Linked DNA regions of Mus musculus: regions 1 and 2 are each linked to region 3. The links are chromatin loops, found by intact Hi-C in ENCODE. Cell type or tissue: heart. All regions are shown on one strand.

Region 1 (5,000 bases), 140 kb before region 3:
AGCTCTCAGTGTTCTCTATCCCCTCAAAGAACCTATAGCTAGTAACTGGAAAGAGGTTAAAGCTCACTAGCAAAAACTAGCAGTGCTCTGGGAGACAACATTATTGAGATAGTGAGAGAGAAAGGGGCAGGGATGGTAGACGAGGGAACCGCATGCAAGGGACATTGGGGAAACTGTCACCATTGGAATCCCGGCTGATATAACCTTTGTCCCAAGACAAGAGTTAGAGGTGATAGGTCAGAGGGTGCCACACCCATTGTAAAAGCAATCACAAAGAGAGGAACTAAGTGTCAGGCAGGGAGGGAAGCAAGGGTCAGATACAAAGATACAAACCAAACGGGTCACCAGCAGCCACACAGAACAACCTTCTCTTCTCTTCCTGCTTCACTCCCCTCGTCCCACAGTCAGGACCAACCCCAGGGCTTTGCAGATACTATACAGCATGCCCTTAACCCATTATCTTTGTATTTAATTTTGAGACAGGGTCGACCAACCTGGACAGCCTCCTGAGTTCAGAGATTCCAGGCATGTAATAAAAATACTCTTGATAAGATTAATTTTCATCTCTTGGAGGGGGTTAACTACTTGCCTGTCTTCCTTTGAAAGAATTATACCAGTCCCAATGCTGACAGCTGACAGGCTCTCACTACCTAACCTTGGCTGGCTTGCAATTCTCTCTGTAGACTAGGCTGGCTTTGAACTTAGATCCTCCTGCCTTTGCCTCCTAAACACTGGGATTAAAGTCCAGCGCCTCCACTCTGGTAATCTTGTCTTTTTCTCTGCAGAGCAGAAGGCCAGGTATTCCGGGTTTCTTCCCAAAAATTGACACAGCCTCACAGACACTTGGTCCTTGCCCCATTCACCCCTAGTTATTTTCTGGCTTCATAGCATAGACCAGTTGGCAGCTGGTGATGCAGGAGATAGGGGCAGAGAATCTGAGTTTGAGGCCACCCTGAACTACATGAAAATTCCTGTTTCAAAACAACTGCCATTAAAAAAAAAAGTCACTCACTTCTGACAGGTGATAAGCGATAAGTCCTGGGCAGTGCAGGGCATTGCCTTTAATCACAGCAGAGGCAGAGGCAGAGGCAGAGGCAGAGGCAGAGGCAGAGGCAGAGAGGCAGAGAGGCAGAGAGGCAGAGAGGCAGAGAGGCAGAGGCAGAGGCAGAGGCAGAGAGGCAGAGGCAGAGAGGCAGAGGCAGAGAGGCAGAGGCAGAAGCAGAGAGGCAGAGGCAGAGGCAGAGGCAGAGGCAGAGGCAGAAGCAGAGAGGCAGAGGCAGAGGCAGAGGCAGAGGCAGAGGCAGAGGCAGAGGCAGAGGCAGAGGCAGAGGCAGAGGCAGAGGCAGAGGCAGAGAGGCAGAGGCAGAAGCAGAGAGGCAGAGGCAGAGAGGCAGAGAGGCAGAGAGGCAGAGAGGCAGAGAGGCAGAGAGGCAGAGGCAGAGGCAGAGGCAGAGGCAGAGGCAGAGGCAGAGGCAGAGGCAGAGGCAGAGAGGCAGAGGCAGAGGCAGGTGAAACTAAGTTAGAGGTCAGCTTGGTCTACAGAGTGAGTTCCAGGACAGCCGGTACTACACAGAGAAACCCTGTCTAGAAAAACAAAGCAACAAAAAATTCTGTGTGACCACCAGAGTCCCCGTGGAGAACAGGACAGGACCTTTGAGTTTCTCCCACATGCTAGAGCAGCCAGGAGGCAAACTTTTGGGGGCTGAGGGAAGTCCTTTTCTAGTCTCATCTAAGATCAATGTTTGCAGCCCTGATTCCCTATCACAGCCCCTGCCTGCTCCTTTGATACAAATACTTTTAGGTTAGATCTGTGGGAAGTCGGGGTAGGGGTGTGTGTGTGTGTGTGTGTGTGTGTGCACTAACTTAAGTCTAAGCTTGAAATTCTCCTAATGGGGGAGAGGGTAGAGCCCATAGGAAAGTTTGGGGAGTTTTCCACAAGAAACATGCAGACTGAGAGTGGGGGTGAGCACTTAAAAACTGTCAAGCCCTCTCTGCTTCAAGAATAAGTATGCCCATCACTAGAAATTAGATCTGACAATTAAGCTAGGATTCCTGCCCCCAACACTCGCAACTTCACAAACTCCTTTCTTGTTCATTAACCCGTAATGGGCAAGGGAGGGGGTGCAGAGAGGTCCAGCTTACATCACACAGCATCAGAAATAGGATTAAAACTCAGGGATCTCTACTGCCTCTTGAAGAAATTACCTGAACTCCGGAGGCTCTGTATGTTCCCTGTCCTAGCTAGTCTGCGCCCCGGTGCCAGTGAGGAATCTGGGACTAGGCGTCACCTCTGGGGTCCCCTGCCTGGGGTGGACAAGCAGAGGTGATTCTTACTGGGTAGGGGCAGGGAGATGGCAGCTGCCGGTGGGGTAGCAGGAGAGATATTTTTAGAGGTGACTGGAAAGCAGGCACTCTGGCACACCCCCAGCTGGCGGGCGCTTCGCTCTAATGCGGGCGGGGGGTGCGTAGCTCGGGGAGAAGGAAGGACTTGTGGGTGGCGGGGAGCTATGACAGTCCCCGGAGATGAAGGGACACTGGGTACCATTAACCTGGGAAAGGAGGGGGTTCAGTTCTCTGCCCCTGGGACTACCCCACCACCAAGCACATGAAACACACTCAAACTACACACAGCCCCCACCCCAACATTTAGATCGCGGTCCTCCCGGAGCCCAAGACTCATGCGGGGCAGCAGCGGTCACGCTGTCTGTCCCAGCTGAGTTTGGAGTGGAAGTAGTGGGAAGGGGGCTACTTAAGGGATTTAGGGACAGGATGGAGCAAGGGGTGCTTACGGGATTTGGGGGGTACGCGGTCTTATCCACCCCCGGATTTCTGAGCTCCGGCTCACGAATCCCTCCAGCCCCGAGGGACTGTGGATGATGTGCTTCTGCTCCGTCCCTTCCACCTGCCCCCCATCCTCGGGGCCGCCGCCGCGTCCCCTTTAAATGCCGGGGAGCCAGAGCCCGAGCCGCGGCGGGCGCTGCGGCAGCCGCAGCACCCGGGCCCACCGCAGTCCCCGCACGTCACAAGCGCCCAGCCAATCACCGTGGCGCCGGCGCACATCAAAGGGGCGGGCTGCCCGGGAGCCACGCCTCCGGGCTGTCCCGGAGGCCGCGCGAGCGGCCGTGAGACTGGGCGGGCGGGACGGGTGGAGCGTGGCGCGTCCCGTCCGAGGAGCGTGGGTGCGGGGCACCCTCTGCGTGCGCGTGGGCACGTGCGTGAGTCAGTGTCACACTGCCCGCCTCCTGCTGGGCTCGGCGCCAGGACTCTGCAGGCAGCCCTTCCACCGCCCGGCTTCCCTCCTTGTCGCGGGACAGCCGGGTGACCGGCCCGCCAAGCAGCCCTCCCTCCATGTGCTCCGAGCTCGCCCTCTGCCCTTCCGGGAGGAGTCGCGGCATCCTGCCGAGTCCTCGGAACCCTGTCCCCAAATTACCGGGTACTCGGGCTTGCCGATGGAAAAGCTCTCCCAATCCAGCACCGCCTAAACTCGGAGTTGGAGAACCGACACTTGAGCACTGTGGTGCAAATAAAACCCGCTTTCTCCCAAGTTCCCGCTCTTCCTCTCTGGCGAGCTTTCCCTTCCTTCCCACCCCTCAGAACACTAGATTACGATTAAAAGAGAGGAGGTGAAACCTGCACTTTCTGAACCGGTGCGACGAACCCAGGAGAAAAGACTTGTCCAAGAGTTCGAACACAAGGACACCTCACTTCAGTCACAGAACAGGATCTGTGGGTGAGGAGGTGCACCCTGGCCTGGGTCTACCTTCAACTCTCCTATCATCCTCTAGCTTTGAATACCAGAGCTCCGTGCTTCCACCAGCAGAAGGCAGATTGGCAGAAAAGTTGCCGATACGATGGACCACCCGCCCAAATCTTTGAGGGCGACGTCTCCATTGCCCCTGCTCCCTCTCTAACACGCCAGCGCCCCTTCACCTCTTTCCTGAAGTCCAAGGGCTACCGGTGTTTATTCTACCTAGCTCTACCTAGCGGTGCTCAGGCCCTGGGCCTTTTATCTTGAGTCGGGGTGGGAGGGTGGGTCTCTTATAATTTGTTGCTACCTATTCTAGGCCCGACCCTGAGCTCCTAAATCTCCTGCTTCCATGTCCAATTTGATGGATTAAAGGCCCGAGTCCCCACACCCTGCAATCCCTCCTCTTAAAGAAGCAGTTTCATCTCCACACCCTTCTCAAAGACAGGCTCACACAGCCTTCATCATCTGTGTTGTATCTGTTCTCGGCCCTCCAATGCCCCCCAGACCCCCCCCCCCTTTGAGACAGTTTCCTGTCGCCCAGGCTAGTAATGGGCCTTGCTGTATAGTCCAGAATGACGGTCTACTCCCGAGTTCCTGCCTCTACCTTCTGAGCGCTGGGATTAAAGGCATGTGTGCCACTATGCCCTTTCTTAAACCAGCCCTAGGTGTACTTGAGGGGAGTGGGTAGATGGCTGGAAAGATTTGAATGTCTGGATCCATGCTCCCATCCTTGTTCTCCTTCCAAAATGATGCCACTGAGGCTCTGAAGAAATCGAACTGGGAAGAGCTAACCCAGCTTGCTTGGGCTATCCAGTTGATGAACCGTAGCGTTGGAGTTCCAACCCAGTTTGCTTACCCATGACCTCATACTGCGCCTCTCCCTTGTCACTTTTACTCTTTTTTAAGTAAATTGAGGGCAGAGACCATGTTTGCCTTTGTTGTTGTCTTCCAAAAGGGCAGGGTTTCTCTGTGGAGCTCTGGCTGTCTAAGACCTCGCTCTGTAGATGAGGCTGGCTTTGAACTCCGAAATCAGCCTGCCTCTGCCTCCCCAGTTTTGAAGTTAAAGAATTGGGCCACCACCACCCGATCGATCCATGTCTGTTTTACTCAACACTGTGACCCAGACCCCAGGATTTAATCTGGACACTGACACCTCTAGGCCTTAGATGTTTGTTTTTTGCTGGCTCTGGTGGTGGCACTCACCTTTAATCTCAGCACTTGGGAGGCAGAGGTAAGTGGATCAAGGTTAGTC
Region 2 (5,000 bases), 65 kb before region 3:
GCTGAGTTATGAACACGGGGAATTTCTCAGGTAATTATCACTGGCTCAGACTCAGCTTCTCTGAATCACTGAGAGAAAGATCAGCCACTGCACATCACTCTCAGTTACCCCTAAGAGACTGGGTGCTGATGGGCCATCTCTCTTCTCAGCACTGAGAGATCACCAAGCACCTCGCATGCCAGAAGCTCCAGTGTGTCCCAGCCTTGTGCTCTGCACCCCGCACTCCATCTACTACTGCGTCATCCACGCAACCCTAGCCATGGACAGGGCCTGGGCATAGCTTGCCCCTTACCTCACATCTGAAGGGTTTCTCTCCAGAATGCTGCAAGGAGTGCACCTTGAGTGACATACTGCGCTTGAAAGACTTTCCACAGGTCTCACATGTAAATGGCATGTCTTTTGTGTGTGCTGTAACACAGAAAAATGCATTTAAACTCAAAACAATTCCACTAAAACCCCCAGAATGGAGAAGCCAGATGCCATAAGGTGAGGAAACTACGCTGTCTTCATTTCTACCTCTCACTTTGACAGTAATGTTCCAAAGAGAGAACAAATTGCACTACTGAAAAGAACTCTGGGTAGGGAAGACTGCACTGTCCAACCTGATCATGCTTACTAAAGACAAGCTACATATAGTCTCAACAAGCTAAAACTGACTGCAGTATGCTGACTCTGCATATCCTGCCCAATGTGGAGCAGAGAGCACTCCAGGAGTCTGCAGGTGGAGAAAGAGGGGCGGAGACTCACCAACCATGTGTTTTCGTACATGAGCCATGGTATAGAACTTCTTCTCGCAAATTTCACAGGCAAATTTTTTTTCTGCATATCCATGGACAATCTTGATATGTTCATGAAGGGACCAGAGTTTCTTGAAGGATTTGTTACAGGAAACACACTAGCAGGACAAGCAGAAAGAATCTTTATTTACTGAGGCTTCAGGAGGCCATCCTACCTCCTGGCAGAGGAAATGGATCTACTTTAGATTCATGGCACAAGACCAGAATCCTAACAAAAACGATTCCTGCATGCAGTTCATCTTCCAACACTAACCTCTGTATGTTCTATTTTCCAAGACCCACCTTTTAGATACCTTGGGAGCAAGCAAACAGCAGCAAACCTAAGGCAAGAAGTAAGAAGTCCCACGAGCAGCAAAGAACTAATTGCTATTACCGCTCCCGTGCTCCACTGATGAAAAGAACATCCAATATCCTTTTTGGTGTTTATGTATTCTGTTTTGTTGCTTGTTTTGAGAAAGAGTGTCTCACTATAGAACCACCCTCAAACCCTGAGCCACTAAGGCCAACCTCAAATCTGATCCTGCTCCAGTCTCAGGTGTGGGGAGTGTAAGTCCAGGCTGGCACACCTGCTAGAACTTCAGGCACGCTACGGCACAGACCAGCACGTACAGCTGCCTTCTACCCAGGCTGCCATGCAGTTAAGATGTACTTACCAGAGAATATAAATAAGCCTGAAGTTAGCACAACCAAAGACAAGATATATAAGTATTATAGATCTGAAGGGTATAAAAATGTCCTCATGCTTTAGAAAACACATTTTGAAGAATTCTGTAACAAAATGTTCAAGATTTACTAACTTTCCCTAAATTTAATTCAGTCTGCCATTTCCCTCCAGCAGAAGCTAACGCAACCTCTTAAACCACTGACCACCCCCACCCCCCACCCCCCACCCCCCACCCCCAATTCCAGACCTCCTTATATCACAACGCCTAGTTCTCCAAACCATGGCTCAGCAGCAGCCTGGATTATTAGGCATAAAGAATGACTAAATCAACCAAACGATACCAGAAAATTCTTGACAACTGCCAGGCTCTGAGGAATGAACAGTAAGAGAACTCAGTCACTACAGCCCTTGAGTGCCACTGCCACTGCAGAGGTCAAGAACCAAGAGCTCAGAGACAAGCCCCTGGATGGACACTGCTCTGGAAAAGGTCAGATGGCCCCTGTAAGCCACCATTTCTGCAACGATTAGTTTTCTCTTCTCATGAGATTGTCAGGGTTGTCAGGAGCTGCATGAAGACACACAGCACAAGATTCTTTAGGAATGGAAAGGGCTTGGGTTTTTTTAAAAAGTATTTCTTTATATAGTTGAGTGTTTTGTCTGCTGTATGTATATATACTGCATATGTGGCTGGTGCCCAAGGAGGACAGAAGAGGATGTTAGATCCCTGGAACGGGGGGATGAGCTGCCATGAGAGCCTTGGGCACCAAACTCAGGTTCTCTGAAGAGTGCCCAGTGCTGAGCCATCTCTTCAGCCTAGGAGTCTGCACGGCTTTCAGTCAGCAGAACCCACACAACACAAGCACAAGGGTGAACATGCTATGATAGGAGAAGCACAGAAGCTTACAAACAAGACCTGGTGTTTTTGGTTACTCAATCAAATTCAAGCTAAAAAAAAAAAAAAAAAAAAAAAAGAATAAGAAGAAAGGAAGAAGAGGGGGAGGACGGAGGGAGGGAGGGAACCCACAAAATAAGCAGATCATAGAGACAGAAATGAGGAATGCCTTTTCAGTAAAGAGCCACTATGAAATCCAAGTTTGACCTCTAGGGGGCAGCACTGAACCATGCTCCATTGGACTGACCCTGCAACCAACTTCTGCCCAGGCACCTGCTGGAGAACATGGCCAGAGTCTCTTTTATTTACCCAGCATACCTCTATCATGTCATGATTTACAAGCTAAATCAGTGGCTTATAAAAAAAACCAAAAATCTCTTTAAAGAAAGGCATTCAGTTATTGATTAAAAACAATTGTCTAAAAGAGAAAATTAAACTTCCCACACCAAAAGTAAAACAATTTATCTTTTAAAGTTAGCTTCAATATGGTAATTATTATATACATCTTATGGACACATAACAGACTTACCATGTATGAATATCCATTAATACACAAACATATACATACACCAATATAGCTGCAATAAATTCAACACCTCTTAACCTGTCACAGTACAATCTTTCCAAGACACCAGAGTGGTTTGAATAGCACGCTTTGTTACATCAGCAGCACTGTACAGCAACATTATTATGTAACCCTACTGCCAGGTAAGCAACATTTTCAAACAGCTCAGCCTCTGTTTAAGGTTTGCATATTCCCACGGGCTTGCCTCTTGACACATTTAGTGTTGCCATCTCTCCACGGGTGTAAGGAGATCTTCCATTTCCACAGGTCTGAGTCATGGTCTCTGTCCCCATCAGCTGCACTAGACTCTGACATCCTTCTAATTGGAAAGGACCTTTCTCTACTCCTGGCCCTCACTCGGCAAACCTCCCACCGTGACAGAAGATGCCAGAATGAATTATCTCACAGGTCCCACAACAGAGACTCTCAGTGCAAAGTCGGCGCTGACTTTACATCCCAGTCAGTCATCTATAACCAATCCCCCTTCCAGTGCACCTGGTTCTCACTAATCCATCGTCAGTTAAGTGTAATGCTTTTGAAAGACAGGATTAAGCCTTGGTTTTGAAAAGACCCAAGCAGCAGAGTCTAAAGTGATAATTGGTGAAATCTGTCCCTTCAGCCTCTATCCTCTTGGGCAGACACCAGATGACTCTGAACAGCCAGGTCCTAGCCTGGAAACTTTGCCCTCCGCTGGTGAGACCTACCTGAATGTTTTTTTCACAGTCTGTTTGCTGGTGAAGGGACAGCTCACTTTCCAGGACAAACTTCTTGCCACATTTATCACAGATCTGCATGCGCCTGTGAGTAACGTTCATGTGCTTCTCCAGGTACCAGCGAGTATTAAACACCCTGGGGCACTTCTCACAGGTCAGAGTCTCTTTCTCTTCACACTTAGCTTTCTGAACTGGCGCTTTAGCCTCCTTGGTGGCCCGCTTCTTCCTCTTGGGTAGCTCTGCACTTTTCCTACGGCCTCGAGTTGTGCGGGGTGCAGGGGAAGTGGTAGCTGCGGCAGCAGAGGCCGCTCTCCGGGTTCGCCTCTGTGTAACCCTGACTCTCTCCACTTGCTTCTCCTTTTTCTTCTGCCGTCCGTTCTCTCCGTAGTCACTGCTGTTATCTGTGGCCTCCTCCTCAGTCTCTTCCTCGTCTTCCTCACTGCTTGTCTTAAGGACAGGCGTCTCTTTGGACTGGGAAGAGACACCCTTTTCCCCTTTAGAGACATTTAATGTTTGGTTATTAAGGTTTACCTCCACTATGATCTGCTCCCTTTTGTAAGAGACTTCCTCCTCCTCTTCCGTGTCATCAGAATTCTCCCGGTCTTCCTTGACAGTATGCACATCAGACACTGCCCTTGGCTCCCTGAAATATGGCTGCTCCTCCGTCTCGTGGAGATGTGGTTTGCTCATCTTGGTGTCTGCTAGCACAGAGTAAGGGCTTCCAGACTCCCTTTTATACACTTTGGTGGACAGGTCGAGCTCCTGGCTGGCACCATGGTAGAAGGTGGGTGGCGCCTGACTTCGATGGCTCTCTTCCTGGGCCATTCCTTCTGCATGCACTGCACAGGGTTCAACCAGCTCCGGACAAGGACTGGCTGTGTAGCTCATTAGGAAGTGGCCCAGTTCAGACGACACAGAACACCTTGAAAACAGGGCAATTAAGACTCAAATCTTTCTCCCTCCACGGAGAACTAACTACTCAAGAAGTGAGAATAAGAAACTCCTGCAGCCTGCATGCAGTTCTTCCTGTGTCACAGCACCACCGCCACCTTAAGTCAAAAAGGGCTGTTCTTACGGCAGGCGCAGAGCACTCCTCGTCTTCTTTCGAAGAGAACTGCAGGGGACTTGGAGCATCTTGTCTATAAAGAGAAAAAAAAATGAGGGAAAAAATTATATCACCATATTCTTCTTAGGCCATGGAATTCCTCACAACACACAAAATTTAAAATCATTACATTCCATACACTTTGATTCATTATTCTCCTCAAATGGTTTGAAATGGATATTATTTTACAGGCTTGTATGAGTCCCCAATTTCAGTTAGAATGTAAATTCTATCATACCAAGAGCCATATCTGTCAAATTCACC
Region 3 (5,000 bases):
CACCAGTGGCATGCAGGACTTGTTGACTGCACCAAATATATCTGTAGTCCTCATCTCCAGCCTCCACCCTGGCCACACCACAGTTTCACACTCTTGGAACTGTCCCCACCACTCCCTCTGCGTCAGCCGCCCCACGGTCTCATGCAGCAGTGCTTTCCTGCCGCATCGGGAGCCAGTTCTGCTTGGTGCCCCCTTTTGAGACTGCTTGTATAGTCTGTGAGCATGAACTGGGCATCCCAGTGAACAGGGAGAGCTGTGTGGGGCAGACACTGAGAGAGGCACAAGAAAATATGTCAGTGCTGCCTCTAGGGACAGCACGTTCTTGTGACTGTCCCCTAAAGAGCTGCTTCATGAAAGTTCAGAGGTGTTTCATGTCAGAGTGTTGGAGGCTAAGGGGACCCAGGCAGGGTTGCGTTTATCAGAAAAGCCTTCCCACTGGGGGAGATAGCAGCTAGACTTTCATTGTCAGGAAGTCTGGCCAACCTGGGCCAACGGGTCCATGAAGTAGGGAGCCCTTCCTGGCAGTGGGACCAAAATCCCTTATGATCTCTAGCAGGAAGTTGTTTTCTGAATCCTGGCTGCTCCTTCCCCTCTGGGCTAACAAGCTGATAAAGACTTGCGGCCAGCCTCAGCAAAGAGGAAGTGGACTGGCTTCCTGTTTGTTTGTGACTCTCAGAGCCGCATGGCACAGCGCGTACAGCAAGCAGTCAAACAGAACAATCTGGTCTTGAGGAGTCTGAGTCCTGAGGAGTGGGTTTGCTGTGGAGCACACTTTCCACGGTTGGGAGTCGGGTTCCATTCCAGAGCAATGGGTACTCGGGAGAGCAGGCCCCAAGCAGCTAAGCCCGCAGATCTGGAAAGAGAGGCAGCAACTTCCCCAAAGAAGCCAAAGGCATAGATTCTCAATGCTAAGTCCCTGGGAATGCTAAGGGCCCAGAGCAACTGTCCTCCTTAAGACAGAGGTCTTTTCTGGGTACAATCGGTTACTGTGCTAAAACCAAGCGCAGGGACCTCTGGGGGTCCTCTGAAGAAGCAGACAACAAGGGTTAAGATTTGTCGGCAGTCGTAAAAGCCAATTAGAGGCAACACAGCAAAAGCAAAAGCAAAAACTCTTCATGAATCCACATGAAGGAAAAGAGAACCTGGGATTGATTCTGCAGCTCTATAGAAGCCCTCGAGACAGGGTTCCTCTGTGTAGTCCCAGCTGTCCTGGAACTCACTCTGTAGACCAGGCTGGCCTCAAACTCAGAAATCCGCCTGCCTCTGCCTCCCTATGCTGAGATTAAAGACTGCACCACCACTGCCCTGTGAGAGCTGGCTCTTGAAAGTCCTCACAAGGGTGCTGTGCCACACACAACCCCCCCCACACACACCAGTGTAATGCAAATAGCATAGAAGGATCATAAAAGTGAAATACTCTTGACCATTTCTCCCTCATGGGTCCTTCCTCCCCAAATAACTTGTTTGATTTCTTAAATTTCCCTCTCTGACCAAACGAAACCAAAAAAAACAACAACAACAACAACAACACAAAACATTCAGTAGTGCACATAACTCTTAGCCTCTATGTGTCTTTTTGTAATTATTTGCAGAAAACAGTTCATATTTAGAGCACCTGATTATCCTTCTCCTCAAAACAAATATTCATTATTATTTATGTATGTATATGTATAATATTACCTGAGGGCAAAGAGACATTAGTCTATTTTCTTTTTTTACATTTCTCTGTGTCTTTGACAATCAAGAGGTCCTAAGTCCGGAGGTGGCTCCCAACCATCTGTAAAGGGATCCGATGCCCTCTTCTGGCGTGTGAAGACGTGCAGAGAGGGGCTGGGGCCAGGGTTCCCTGAGGCTCTGGCAGGGAGGAGGAGAGGCCGATGCTTCCCTTTCAGATCCGAACACACTAGAAACAGTGCCGAGGATCCACATTCTGCCTTGTGGATCCCTGTGACAAGTCTGAAGGCTCCAGCCACCCCCTTTCCGTTTCTTCCCTATTTCACTGCCTCGTGGTTTAATTTTCAGCCTGAACCAGATAATGAAGAGCAGAGAGCTGAAGGAAAAGAAGAAGAAAATCGGTAATGTAAAGTTTTTTAATAAAATGGCCCAGCTCACCCTTCATGCGGGGATAAATTTTATTTATTTTATGTATGTGTGTGTGGGGGTTTGGCTGTTGCTGTTTGATTCTGCACATATATCTGTGCACCACTGTGTGTGCCTGGTGCCTGGGGTGGAGAAAAGGGCATCTGATTCTCTGGGACTAGAGTTACAGATGGACGTGAGCCACCTTGTGGGGCTGGGAATCAAACCTGGACTCTTTGGAAGAGAAGCCAGTGCCCTTAACTGCTAGGCTACCTCTCCAAGCCCCTGGATGGAGCCTTTGGACAAAGGACCTGTGTCCTATCTGCATTTTTATCCCCTGAGGCATCTGACCTAGGACTGCACATACTTGCTGGATGAATGGATTAAACAAAACTCAAGTGTAACATTTGCCTTTTCAGGCCTGTCCACTCATTAAAAACACCTTCAAGTCTGCAGGTCAAGCCTCCCTGAACACTTGACCTATCAGATTTCATGATGGATCCTCCTTCCGCTCCCAAGTATTTTGGGAAACTGCAAGGGAATCTTTGGGGGTTTCAGAAAGAAAATCCGATGTCCCTTCTGTGTCCTATAAATTTATTAACAACTGGATAAGCCCCGCCCCCCCGAAACTGACCTCAGGCCACTAAAACCTGCGCATTCAGCACCCTGAAAGCCTCACTGGTCTAAGACACACAACAGGTGAGACCAGAGCCTGCCTAGAGGTTCTGGTTTCCCCTGGTAAAACATGGATAACACCAGTTTGGCCTGTGGTTAGAACTTGTTAGTATATTTACAACCACAGATGCCAAGGGGTTCTCTATCAGGAACTCAATATTCAGAGGGTCACCTTAACCTATTTGCTTATCTTCAGTGTTGGCCAGGCCAGAACAGATGGATCTTTTTCTGAACAAGTTGTTCATGTCACCCAGACTGGAACTCTCGATGGCAATCAGGCTGCTGCCACCTGGTGGAGAAAAGCAGGTATAGTCACGCCTGGCTCAGGGTTTGGCCCCTATGAGTGAATAACTCCTGAGAATAAACCACTGGATTCCAAGCCTGCCCATCACAGAGCCTTCCCACAAACCACAGCAGTGTCTAAGGCCTCCGTGGGAGGTGGAAACATCCCTCAGCACTCTGATAGCGAGAGCTTCCCTGCCTCGCAGCTCATCCTGCAACAGCACTGTCATACGGAGATGTTAACCAACTTTTTGTTGCTGCGAAACGTTACCTGAGGAAAATCAGCTTAAAGGAAGAAAGGTTTAGTCGGGTTCACGATTTCTGAGGCCTCAGTCCATGGTCAGAAACATCACTACAGAGGGAGCATGTGGAGGGTCACTGCTTGCCTCGTACCGGCTGGGGGCGTTGGGGGTGCAGAGAATGAGAGGAGGGGCAAAGGCCACATGGCCACGCTGAGTGACTTCCTCCAACGAGGCCTCCCAATGTCATTAACTTGGGAATCCATCAATGGATCAATCCTGTGTGTGTGTGCATGTATATAAAGTGTGCATTTATCAGCCTACATGCAGAGACTAAAGGGGGATGTCTAAGTCCAGTCTCCTACTCTATTACTCTGAGTTTCCATAAAGTGGGATGTTTCACTGAACCTGGAGCTTGTGAATTCTTTTCTGACTAGGCTGGTGGCCCACAAGCCCAGCAATCCTTCTGTCTTCATCCAAGCCCACACTGGGGTTACAGGCACTAAAAACCATGCCTGCCTTTTTTATATGGGTGCTGGGCATGTGAACTCAAGCTTTGATGCTTATGTAGAGAGTATTGTTATCCACTCTTCCTGGCTCATGATTAGGTCAGAGCCCCCATGATCCACCCAGTTTCCCCAAATCATACCACGGGGCATTGCATTAGAAACTAAGCCTTTAATCCTTTTGTATCCAAATGACAAGAGTCATAGCCTCAGGGGGGTTGCTGTTGTTGAAACTGAAGTTGTTTTTTATTGTGAGTTACTGCAGGTGGGACCCCCCCCCCCCCGGAGTTTGTGCATGCTAGACACGTGTTCTCCCCTTGAGCTACATCCCCAGCTCTCTCAGTTTTGTTTTTATGTATTAATTAAAACAAACAAGCAACCCAGGGGCTGGAGAGATGACTCAGTGGTTAAGAACACTGGCTGTTCTTCCAGAGGTCCTAGATTCAATTCCCAGTACCCACATGGTGGCTCACAACTGTCTGTAACTTCAGTTCCAGGGGATCCAACACCCACACACAGATAGGCAGGCAAAACACCAGTGCACATAAATGCACATAAAGAAAACATTAAAAAGTGTAAACACATATTTAAAAAAACAAACAAACCCAGAGTGTAGAATTTATGTAACTGATAAGAGTTCTCTCAAGAGCCAGAATTCAAACCCAGATCTCTCTGGTTCTACAACTTTCCCTCTACTTTGAGTCACCGTTGAGTGAGCCCATGGGAAGTCCCACCCAGTGGCCATCTTCATCCTGGCAGTGAGCACTGCTGAGTTCACTGGCAGGAGGGGCTTTCAAAGGAGAAGGTGGTGTTTGGCTTCCTGACTAGTCTAGTCTAGCTGGTAACAAAACTACTGGTGAGAGGCATGAAGAAGAGGCTGTAAGGCACCTGTGAGTGCAAAGAAAGGATCTCCAAGCTGAGTGTCAACACTGGAACTGAGAGCTGAGCAGGAGCCTCAGGACAGCACTACAGAGTGTGGAGACCTGGGCCTACCTGATCCTGTGGGACGCCCAGCAGGACTCCTGGCCCTCCACACCTAAAGGAAGAAGCATTCCCAAGGAGCTGAAAACTCCCCGCTGTTCCCTGCTGTCTGGGATGTTAGTGGAGTACCATTAAATAGGAAAGGAGCCTGGAGGAAAGACGCGCTAAAGAGGACCTTGACAAAGTCAGAGGTGGTGGCTCAGGGTAAGGGGACAATCCCTCAAACTGGAAAAGGTCA

Evidence for each region. A loop is a pair of places that touch in the nucleus more often than their neighbours do. Peaks named below come from ENCODE experiments on the same cell type or tissue, not always from the same donor. Only the 100,000 strongest peaks of a DNase experiment are listed, where the experiment ranks them.
Region 1: it touches region 3 in a loop (2.4-fold over the local background); 7 of 42 quality-filtered maps call a loop at or near these places.
Region 2: it touches region 3 in a loop (8-fold over the local background); 40 of 42 quality-filtered maps call a loop at or near these places.

Annotation. Positions count from the first base shown.
Region 1 is chr11:95,822,499-95,827,498 of GRCm38, reverse strand. It overlaps Phospho1 (phosphatase, orphan 1), which reads right to left and starts at 2,999. Exons shown (of 3, transcript NM_153104.3): 1 at 2,790-2,999. Gm38958 (predicted gene, 38958) reads left to right here and starts at 3,088. Exons shown (of 1, transcript NR_164195.1): 1 at 3,088-3,544. In heart, no CTCF peak of the experiment used is centred here; DNase peaks (open chromatin) are centred at 2,418 and 3,058; H3K4me3 peaks cover 2,383 bases; H3K27ac peaks cover 1,952 bases; H3K27me3 peaks cover 1,359 bases.
Region 2 is chr11:95,748,770-95,753,769 of GRCm38, reverse strand. Zfp652 (zinc finger protein 652) reads right to left here and starts at 4,703. Exons shown (of 5, transcript NM_201609.2): 1 at 3,623-4,703; 2 at 748-895; 3 at 293-408. The coding sequence starts at 4,519. In heart, a CTCF peak has its summit at 2,570 (motif pointing right); DNase peaks (open chromatin) are centred at 2,589 and 3,849.
Region 3 is chr11:95,684,263-95,689,262 of GRCm38, reverse strand. It overlaps Gm29873 (a long non-coding RNA gene), which reads left to right and starts at 1,991. Exons shown (of 3, transcript XR_388979.4): 1 at 1,991-2,075; 2 at 2,951-3,060. In heart, CTCF peaks have their summits at 269, 1,029, 1,775 (motif pointing left), 3,057 (motif pointing left) and 1 weaker place; DNase peaks (open chromatin) are centred at 92, 542, 1,812 and 3,062; H3K27ac peaks cover 1,425 bases.